2 separate regions of the Homo sapiens genome follow, and region 1 is linked to region 2. A link is an interaction called in ENCODE POLR2A ChIA-PET data of the cell type or tissue named here. Cell type or tissue: Panc1. All regions are shown on one strand. Links, peaks and the distances in the headings refer to the core of each region. The heading gives the core; the rest is flanking DNA. Region 1 overlaps IDH2-DT (IDH2 divergent transcript). Region 2 has its middle 35 kb from the start of ARPIN-AP3S2.

Region 1 (5,379 bases), core at 167-5,166, 180 kb before region 2:
ACTGCCTGGCCCTTGGCAGGCCTGACTAGTTGATCGCAGAACTCTTTCCAGGTGAGCTCCTATGCAACCACTACTGATAGATCAGAACGGAAGCCTATTTCCCTCCTAATGAAACTCAGATCTAAATTATTGAACAGGCAAATCTTTTTCAAGGGAAAAGGACCAATGCTTGCAATAAATTCCATCTATGTTGACTACAGGGAGGTCAATTCTAAGAATGTATTTTCTTTTTTTGTTTTTTGAGACAGAGTCTTGCATTGTCACCCGGGCTGGAGTGCAATGGCATGATCTCGGCTCACTGAAACCTCCGCCTCCCGGGTTCAAGCCATTCTCCTGTCTCAGCCTCCCATGTAGCAGGGATTACAGGTGCCCACCAGCATGCCCAGCTAATTTTTATATTTTTAGTAGAGACGGGGTTTCACTATGTTGGCCAGGCTGGTCTTAAACTCCTGACCTCGTGATCCGCCTGCTTCTGCCTCCCAAAGTGCTGGGATTACAGGCGTGAGCCACCGTGCCCCGCCTCTAAGAGTGTATTTTCTATTTGATCAAATAAGAGGAAGCCTCAGGGGATCTTGTGGTACATCCTGTGACAAAATGGGATAATCACTGACCTGGAACTGGGAGTCCTGCTCTGTTCTGGGCAAAATGACTAACTTCCTTATTTTGTATGGGGGGTTACTATGCATGTTAAGTGATCTTAAGAAAGTGAGTGGATTAGTGAGGGTTCTCTAGAGGGACAGAACTAACAGGATAGATGTATGTATGAAACAGTTTTTTTTTAAATTATTTTTTATTTTTCTCAGACTGAGTCTCACTCTGTCACCCAGGCTGGAGTGCAATGGCGCAATCTCAGCTCACTGCAACCTCCACCTCCTGGGTTCAAGTGATTCTCCCACCTTGGCCTTCCAAGTAGCTGGGATTACAGGCACCCACCATCATGCCCGACTAATTTCTGTATTTCTGTAGAGACAGGGTTTCACCATGTTGGCCAGGCTGGTCTTGAACCTCTGACCTCAGGTGATCTGCCTGCCTCGCCTTCCCAAAGTGCTGGGATTACAGGCATGAGCCACCGTGCGCGGCCGAAAGGGAGTTTATTAGGGAGAATTGACTCACACCATCACTAGGTGAAGTCCCATGATAGGCTGGCTGCAAGCTGAGGAGCAAAGAAGCCAGTAGAGGCTCAGTCCCCAGAACTGCAAAAGTAGGGAAGCTGACAGCGCAGCCTTCAGTCTGTGGCCAAAGGCTGGGGAGCCCCTGGCAAACCACTATGTTGTCCAAGAGTCGAAAGGCTGAAGTGCTGGGATGACAGGTGTGAGCCACTGCGCCCAGCCTTTATTCATTTATTTATTTATTTATTTATTTTAGAGGCAGGGTCTCACTATGTTGTCCAGGCTGGAGTGTGGTGGCTATTCATAGGCAGGATCCCACTGCTGATCGGCACAGGAGTTTTGACCTGCTTCATTTCTGACCTGGGTCGGTTCACCCCTCTTTAAGCAACCTGCTGGTCCCCCGCTCCTGGGAGGTCACCATATTAATGCTGAACATAGTGTGGACACCCGGTTGGCACAGTGCACTACAGCCCAGAACTCCTGGGCTCAAGCCATCCTCCTGCTTGAGCCTCCTGTGTAGTTAGGACTACAGGTGTGCGCCATTGTGCCCAGCCTCGTGGAGTTTTAAATGGGGGGCCATGGTGAGCGGTTCCCAGAACCTGGAGGGAGAGTGTCTTTCTCTGGTGGCAAAAGCAGTAAAAAAGGAGACAATGGACAAGGTTATGGGCTGCAGACCGAACCCATAATCAGCATCTGCCAAGTCTAGTCTCAGCTGCTGGGGCCCTGACACCTGCAGAGATGGTCCCACTGCACCTGTACAGATGGTCTCCAACTTCCAATGCTTCCATTCTGGATTTTTCAACTTTGTGATTGGTTTATTAGGATGTAGCCCCAACCTAAGTCAAAGAACTCCTTATGACTTACGATGGGGTTATGGTTTCTACTGAAAGTGTAATGCTTTCACACCATCATAAAGTTGAAACATCTGAAATCAAACCATTATCAGTCGGGGGACTGTCTGCTGTGCTGTCCACATTAAATGCATTTTCCACATACAACAGGTTTATGGGGCTGTAGCCCCTTGCGAATCGAGGAGCATCTGTATTACTTCCTATTTCAGTTGTTTCTCTTGGCAACCCCTTCTCTTTTCCTCTCAGACTGGCTGTTACACGCCTCCTCCACTATCCTCAGTCCCCCAACTACTCATTCCCTCACCCTCTGCCACCTCCTTCGAGAAAATACAGGCCACAAGGCAGGAGCCATCTAGCTCCCACCAAACCAGGAGGGCAGGGGAGTGTTCTCTGGTCTGGGACTTCGATCCCCCTACATCTATGGTGTCAGCCATCACTGTCCTCTTGCTAGCATCTTCAGCCTCACCTCTACTAGCTCCCTTTCCTCAGCATAGAAATCTGCTAAGGGCATTCCCAGCTTAAAACAAAACTAAACTAAAACTAAGGCCTGGTGCCTTAGTTTAGTTTTTAAAAAAACACAGTTTCGGCAGGGCGCAGTGGCTCACGCCTGTAATCCCAACACTGTGGGAGGCTGAGGCAGGTGGATCGCTTGAGGTCAGGAGTTTGAGACCAGCCTGGCCAACATGGTGAAACCCCGTCTCTACTAATACAAAAAATAGCCAGGCATGGTGGCATGTGCCTGTAATCCCAGCTACTTGGGAGGCTGAGGTACAAGAATTGCTTGAATCTGGGAGGTGGAGGTTGCAGTGAGCCAAGATGGTACCACTACACCCCAGCCTGGGCGACAGAGTGAAACTGTGTTTATGTTTGTTTTTTTTGTTTGTTTGTTTTTTTTTGAGACGGAGTCTCGCTGTGTTGCCAGGCTGGAGTGCAGTGGCAGGATCTCGGCTCACTGCAACCTCTGCCTCCCAGGTTCAAACAATTCCCCTGCCTCAGTTTCCCGAGTAGCTGGGACTACAGGCATGCACCACCACTCCTGGCTAATTTATTTTATTTTATTTTAGTAGAGATGGGGTTTCACCATGTTGGCCGGGGTAGTCTTGATCTCCTGACCTTGTGATCTCCCCGCCTTGGCGTCCCAAAGTGCTGGGATTACAGGCGTGAGCCACCGCGCCCTGCCGAAACTGTGTTTTTTAAAAAACAAAAACAAAAACAAAAAGCTAAAACTAAAACCCAAATCCCAAAAGCCCTTCTTCCACCTAGTGTCTCTCTCCGTCTTTCTCCTTCTTGGAAGGGAAGTCTACACTGGCTGGCCCTACTTTGTGACCTCCCTGCCTTTCCTCCACCCACCTATGGGGTCTCCTGCCTTCCCTGCTACAGCCTCCTCACCCACTGGCAAAGAAATGAAGAAACAGACCCTGCCTGGCTCACTGATGGCCTCTTGATTGCCAGATCCCTGGGACACCTTCCGGTGCTCGTTGACTTGTCCACTTCGGAGCTTCCCCCGCACAGTCATCCCCTGGACACCTCTCTCCTGGGACATCTTGCACTTTGTGGGACAGCACCTTCTCTGTCTCCTCTTAGGGGCTCTTAGGTCCTTGTGTCCTCCAGGGTCTTGTCAACGATCCGTCCTCATAGCACACTCTCTCCTTCAGCAAACTTATCAGACTCATGGCTTCTACTACTGCCTCTGTGCTGAGAATGTTTAGTAATAAGCAACATGTCAAAGATGCAAAATAATCACGTGTGGAACAAGGATACTGTGTAAAGAAAGACAGTTGAAGGAAAAAGAAAAAACACTGATAGGCCGGGTGCAGTGGCTCCCACCTGTAATCGCAGTACTTTGGGGGTCTGAGGTGGGCCGATCACAAGGTCAGGAGTTTGAGACCAGCCTGGCCAACATGGTGAAACCCCATCTCTACTAAAAATACAAAAAAAAAAAAAATAGCTGGGTGTGGTGGTGTGTGCCTGTAATCCCAGCCACTTAGCAGGCTGAGGCAGGAGAACCGCTTGAACCTGGGAGGTGGAGATTGCAGTGAGTCAAGATCGCGACGCGGCACTCCAGCCTGGGCAACAAAAGAGCGAAAATTCCATCTAAAAAAAAAAAAAAAGGGCCAGGCACGGTGGCTCATGCCTGTAATCCCAACACTTTGGGATGCCAAGGTAGGTAGATCACCTGAGGTTGAGGTCAGGAGTTTGAGACCAGCCTGGCCAACATGGTGAAACTCTGTCTCTACTAAAAATACAAAAATTTGGCCGGGCGCGGTGGCTGACCTGTAATCCCAGCACTTTGAAAGGCCGAGGCGGGCGGAACATGAGGTCAGGAGATCAAGACCATCCTGGCTAACGCGGTGAAATCCCGTCTCTACTAAAAATACAAAAAATTAGCCAGGCGTGGTGGCGGGCACCTGTAGTCCCAGCTACTTGGGAGGCTGAGGCAGGAGAATGGCGTGAACCTGGGAGGAGGAGCTTGCAGGGAGCCAAGATCACACCACTGCACTCCAGCCTGGGCAACAGAGCGAGACTGTGTCTCAAAATAAAATAAAATAAAATAAAAATACAAAAATTTGTTGGGCATGGTAGCGGGTGCCTATAATTCCAGCTACTTGAGAGGCTGAGGCAGGAGAATCACTTGAATCTGGGAGGTGGAGGTTGCAGTGAGCTAAGATTGCACCATTGCACTCCAGCCTGGGCAACAGGAGCAAAACTCCATCTCAAAAAAAAAAAAAAAAAAAGTAAAAGAAAAAACACTGATTAAGACACTTGGGTTCCCCAGACAGTCCTTCTATATGACTGTGGGCAAGTTAACATACCACCCCAAGTCTTGGACTTCTCATCTACAGAACTGGGATAAAAATAGTACCTACTTCATAGGGTTGTTATGAGGATTAAATAGGATAATTCTAGAGCAAGCACTCCGTGCGTGAAGTTGCCAACATTATTTATGACTGTCTCTGTTGTCACTTGCAGGGGTAGAGAAGCAATGGGCAGAAGTGAGATGAAACTAAGAAATGGTAGTTTGGATCCAGGTTTTGAAATACACGAGGGCAGTGGACTTCTAGGGTCTGTTGGCCAAGGCATTCCTAATTAGAGAATGCAAGTATCAAGGGGCTGTGAGCCTAGGAGCAGGCAGCCCCTTCCTAAGGCTGCTGCTCTCTTTCTAGCCATCTGGACGACCTTGTGAGCACCTGACAGGGTGCATTCGGCAAGTGGCTGGCCAGCAAGTGGCTGGCCAGGATGCCCTACGTGCACGTCCCGGCATTCCTGAAATAGCCGCCCTGCAGTGGGGGGAGGTGCTGGTGGATGAGAATGTTAAACAGCTTGGAGCCTGGAAGGGAAAAGGTCACCTCTGGGGCTGTGTCCTCCAGGAGGGGGACACAATTGCCAGAGGAAGGAGTCCCTAAGAAGGATATTGAAGC
Region 2 (5,379 bases), core at 324-5,323:
GCTCACACCTGTAATCCCAGCACTTTGGGAGGCCGAGGCAGATGGATCACCTGAGGTCAGGAGTTTGAGACCATCCTGGCCAACATAGTGAAACCCCGTCTCTACTAAAAATAAAAAATTAGCTGGGTGTGCTGGCGGGTGCCTGTAATCCCAGATACCTGACAGCTGTTCTGCTCATCCTCCCGCTGAAGTTCTCATCAAAAATAGTATTTATCAGCCGGCCGTGGTGGCTCACACGAAAAAAATATTTTTTGTATTTTTTTGTAATCCCAGCACTTTGAGAGGCCGAAGTGGGTGGATCACCTGAGGTCAGGAGTCCGAGACCAGCCTGGCCAACATGGTGAAACCCATCTCTACTAAAAAGACACACTCACACACACACACAAATAGTGTTTATGCCATGTACTTTCCCCCAAATGTGATTTCATCAATTCAGCCACGTGACCAGGATATCCTTAGATCAATGAAGAGTAATTATGAAAACACTTTCTTGAACAATATGCTAGCAGCAGTGAACAGAGGCATGGGGAAGGAAAGTTTTCAAAAGGCGTTTAGCAGGAAGGATGCCATATATGCTATTGCCAGCGCTTGAAACAGTGACCAAAGACACAGCTGTGCATGCCTGGCAAAACCTCTGGCCTGGGACTACGTTCAGTGATCATGATGAACAAAGTGGTGACTTTGAAGGATTTTTTTTTATGTCAAGTGAGAACAAAAATAATGTTTGACCTTCTTACATACGCCAAAAATATATCTTCAGAGTCTGTCAGTAACCTACAAGGAGTGGATATCAAGGAAATTTTTAACACTGCTAATGAACCTCCCGTTGTTCATTCATTGACCAATGGTGAAATAGCTGAAGTGGTTCTGAATCAAGGTGATTGTGATGGTAGTGATGAGAAAGATGATGCTGGCTAGGCATGGTGGCTCACGCCTGTAATCCCAGCACTTTGGGAGGCCAAGAGGGGTGGATCACCTGAGGTCAGGAGTTCGAGACCAGCCTGGCCAACATGGTGAACTCCTGTCTCTTCTAAAAACACAAAAAATTAGCCAGGCATGGTGGCGGGTGCCTGTAATCCCAGCTATTGGGTAGGCTGAGGCAGGAAAATCGCTTGAAGCTGGGAGGTGGAGGTTGCAGTGAGGTGAAATCGTGCCATTCCATTCCAGCCTGGGCAACAAGAGCAAAACTCCATCTCAAAAAAAAAAAAATGACTATAGACAACATGGTGAAAATATGTGATGGGCTTATTGGACGACTAGAGCAGTGTACATTCATAACCGAACAAAAAATCGTGTGAGTTTGTAAAATCAAAGAGAGAGTTCTAAGACAAAGAACCGTTGTTAATGAGGCAGATGACTCCAGAGAAAACATTCAAAAAAAGCCATCCAACAGAGTGCCTCCTTATCCCCAGAGGACCCACTTCCTGGTCCCTTAACTGCTTCTGATGTTTCTTCTCATCTAAAAAATAAAATGCGAAGTACAATAACCTTTTAATCAAAACACAGCATCGTAGGTGGAGACTGAATGCTGTCGTTAGTTGCTGTTGTTTCACAGCTGATACAGATTCTGGTGATGCTACGATGCTGCCTAGTTACCGGGAACATGTTATTTTTTTTCATTGTATTAATAGTGTGTCATATATATATTTTTTTACTGTTAAGTACTTTTGTGTGAATAAGAAAAGACTGCTTATCGGTAACATAAAAATTCAGAGTCAAGAATGGCAGTGATGCCAAACAACCACAGATTGTCCAGATGGGTGGCTGAGAGAGTGACACCTTTGCTTTTTATGGTTCAATATATAAACTTTGTTTCATGCACAAAATTAATAAAAATATTCTATAAAATGATCTTTAAGCCACGTGTATAAAGTGTATATGAAACATAAATGACTTTCATGTTTGGCCTTGGGTCCCATCCTCAATTCCAATATTCCAGGATCCAAAAAAACCCCACCAAAATCCAAAACACTTATGGAACCCAGGCATTTCAAATAAGGGATACTTAACCTACATACGATCCTGTATCTAGCTGCATTACTAGTTTTACTTATTACAGGGTTTTGTTTTGTTTTCTTTTCTTTTGTTTGAGACAAAATCTCACTTTGTCACCCAGGCTGGAGTATAGTGGCGTGACCATGGCTCACTGCAGCTTCTACCTCTCGGACTCAAGTGATCCTCCCACCTCAGCCTTGCAAGTAGCTGAGACCACAGGTGTGTGCCACCACGCCCGGATACTTTTGGTAGTTTTTGTAGAGACGGGGTTTCGCCATGTCGCCCAGGCTGGTCTTGAACTCCTGGGCTCTAGTGATCCACCTGCCTTGGCCTCCCAAAGTGCTGGAATTATAGGGGTGAGCCACCAGGCCCAACCTACAAAATTTTAAAGTTGTTTCTCTTGGAGTGATACAAATAATGACAGCTTTATCTCATCTTTTCTAGTATTTATACTTAAAAAATATTAATGAATTAGCTAGAATATCCAGTACAATGGTTGCTTTTTTTCACTGCTCTATCCGCAGCACCTAGCACAATGCATGGCCTATAGTAGGTGTTCAGTGAATACTTATTGAATGAACAACAACAAAAAAAATAGATTTAGCTGATTCTTATTGTACTATTCAAATCCTCATTTATTTTGGGTTGGAAGTTCTGAATAAGTTTTTCCTGACAGCTGGCATTCACCTTTCGTGTTTATATATCTAAGAGCATAAATCAGCTGTCTATGTGTCTCTGCCCACAAGCTTCATGCATTATTCACAAGTTACTGGAAAGGGGAAGATAAAGGGCGGTTTTTATTGTACCAACATTGCTAGTGCTCAGGAGCCTTAGGTTAGAGAACAGGTTTGGATAGAGAGCAGGAAGTGCTGTGTGTCAGTAGGAGACACTTGCAAAATATGCCACCACAAAATGTGCCACTTTGGCATAAGGATTATTTTGAGCCGGAGGTAAATGAGAATCAACAGATGCAGAAAGAAGCCTTCCTGGAGCTTTCCTTATCTGACTAAAAGCAGAAACTTCTGAGAAAAGAAGACTGCCATAAATTCCCTCTCCCAGGGAAGTTTTATGGCCATGAGAAAGAGGGGAAATTGGCGCTGAGATGGACTTGCACACACAAACCTTATTCCATTAGTTTCCCCCATATATTTACCTTCCCACAGTTTGCTGCCCAGGGAAGCCTAAAACCTATCTCCTTTGTCATGTGACTTCTCTAGAAATTCATTGTTTTTTTTGCTAAGGTGCTGTATAAGCCCAAGTCGTAACCACCAATGTGAGTTACTCATCACCAAGGTTTCTTTCACATCATGTGCACAAGTTAATAAACTTGTTTGTTTTTCTCTTGTCAATCTGTCTTCTGTCAGTCTAGTTTGCAGCGTCCCAGCCAGAGAATCTAGGAGGGTAAAGGACAAAACACTTTTCTTCCCTTAGAACTATAACATCCCAAAGTTTGCATTTGAATATTGAATCCAGCAGTTTACGTAGCCCTGCAAGACTTGTTGCGTTGCTGAGTGACAACCTTTGGCCACAGGCAGTGGGAAATTGTTAAAGTAGAAAGACGCCTCCCCCAAAGCAGGAAGTTTGTTAGGAGAAACAGTTGTCTTGAACTTGAGAAAAACTTCCAACAGAATGTTCATTTTTTGTCTTCTTGATCTGATGATTTCTAAGGTTCTCCCACTATAATGACAGTTTTATCTGCTATTTCTCAAATTTCCGTTTTTCATGTATATACTTGGTGGGATTTTTCTTATTTTTTTAAATGCAATCAGTTTTGTTATTGTTTGTTTTTGTTTTTGCTTTTTTTTGAGAGAGGGTCTCTGTTGCCTAGGCCCTCAACCTCCCAAGGCTCAGGTAAACCTCCTGCCTCAGCCTCCAGAGTATCTAGGATTACAGGCATGGGCCACCACGCCCAGCTAATTTATTATTATTTTATTTTTTGAGATGGAGTCTCGCTCTGTCACCAGGCTGGAGTGCAGTAACACAATCTCGGCTCACTGCAACCTCCGCCTCCCGGTTCTGAGCAATTCTTCTGTCTCAGCCTCCTGAGTAGCTGGGACTATAGGCGCGTGCCACCACGCCCAGCTAATTTTTGTTTTTTAGTAGAGGCAGGGTTTCACCATGTTGGCCAGGCTGGTCTCAAAGTCCTGACCTCAAGTGATCCTCCCCCATCAGCCTCACAAAGTGCTGGGATTACAGGCATGTGCAGCCGCGCCCCGCCAAAAATAATTGTTTTTAAGGATTATTTTTCTTGTTTCTTTTCGTATCATCTGCTGAATTTATCACATTTTCTTTGTCCCATTTTTTTTTTGCAGTTGTGGTTTGCAAGTTATGTATGCTATTTTTGTTATTCTGCTAGTTATCCTTAATTTTTCAATGTTATGCATGAGCTTAGTGGAACAGCCAAATCATCGAATTAGTCTTGTTATGAGAAACAGAAATCTCCATCCTCCCTCTACCATCTCCTTCTCCCCAGAGGAAATCACTCTTATTCCTTTTTTTCTTTTTTTTTTTTTTTATTTTGAGACGGAGTCTCACTCTGTCACCCAGGTTGGAGCGCAGTGGCACGATCTCAGTGCACTGCAACGTCTGCCTCCCAGGTTCAAGCAATTATCCTGCCTCAGCCTCTTGAGTAGTCGGGATTACAGGCACTCGCCACCACGCCCGGCTAATTTTTGTATTTTTAGTAGAGATGGGGTTTCGCCATGTTGGCCAGGCTGGTCTTGACCTCCTGACCTTCAGTGATCCATCCGTCTCGGCCTCCCAAAGGGCTAAGATTATAGGCGTAAGCCACCGTGCGCGGCCTCTTTTTTTTTTTTTGAGACAGAGTCTTGCTCTTGTCGCCGAGGCTGGAGTGCAGTGGCGCCATCTCGGCTCAATGCAACCTCCACCTCTGGGTTCCAGCAATTCTCCTGCCTCAGCCTCCCAAGTGGCTGGGATTACAGGCATGCGCTGCTACGCCTGGCTAATCTTTTGTATTTTAGTAGAGACGGGGTTTCACCATGTTGCCCAGGCTGGTCTCAAACTCCTGAGCTCAGGGAATCCGCCCGCCTCGGCCTCCCAAAGTGCTGGGATTACAGGCGTGAGCCACTGCACCCGGCATAGGCCTCTTATTCCTTTTGATGATTCTTCTCATATTTACTCCTTTATCTCTAAATATTACACATATATTGCTACTTCTTGATCATTTTCAATTTTAGTTATCATCTGTTGATTTTCAACCATAGAGGATGAAGACTGAACTCTTTCACTATCAGTACACATTCACACACATACGCACACACACATGCACCTTCCCAATTCTCCCAAACTGGTAGGAGAATGAATGAATACATTTTGGTACATTTGCACAATGGAATATTATACAGCTTTGAAAGTGAATGAATT

Evidence for each region. ChIA-PET counts read pairs that join two places held together with the same protein. Peaks named below come from ENCODE experiments on the same cell type or tissue, not always from the same donor. Only the 100,000 strongest peaks of a DNase experiment are listed, where the experiment ranks them.
Region 1: POLR2A ChIA-PET joins it to region 2 with 11 read pairs; 2 of 35 experiments call an interaction of 5 or more read pairs at or near these places.

Annotation. Positions count from the first base shown.
Region 1 is chr15:90,126,700-90,132,078 of GRCh38, reverse strand. All of the region lies in intron 2 of IDH2-DT (IDH2 divergent transcript), which reads right to left. Among named protein-coding and RNA genes, the nearest start is that of IDH2, 27 kb to the right of the region's middle. In Panc1, for the core only: no CTCF peak of the experiment used is centred there; no DNase peak of the experiment used is centred there; H3K4me3 peaks cover 165 bases; H3K27ac peaks cover 1,018 bases.
Region 2 is chr15:89,944,974-89,950,352 of GRCh38, reverse strand. No RefSeq gene overlaps it. Among named protein-coding and RNA genes, the nearest start is that of ARPIN-AP3S2, 35 kb to the right of the region's middle. In Panc1, for the core only: no CTCF peak of the experiment used is centred there; no DNase peak of the experiment used is centred there.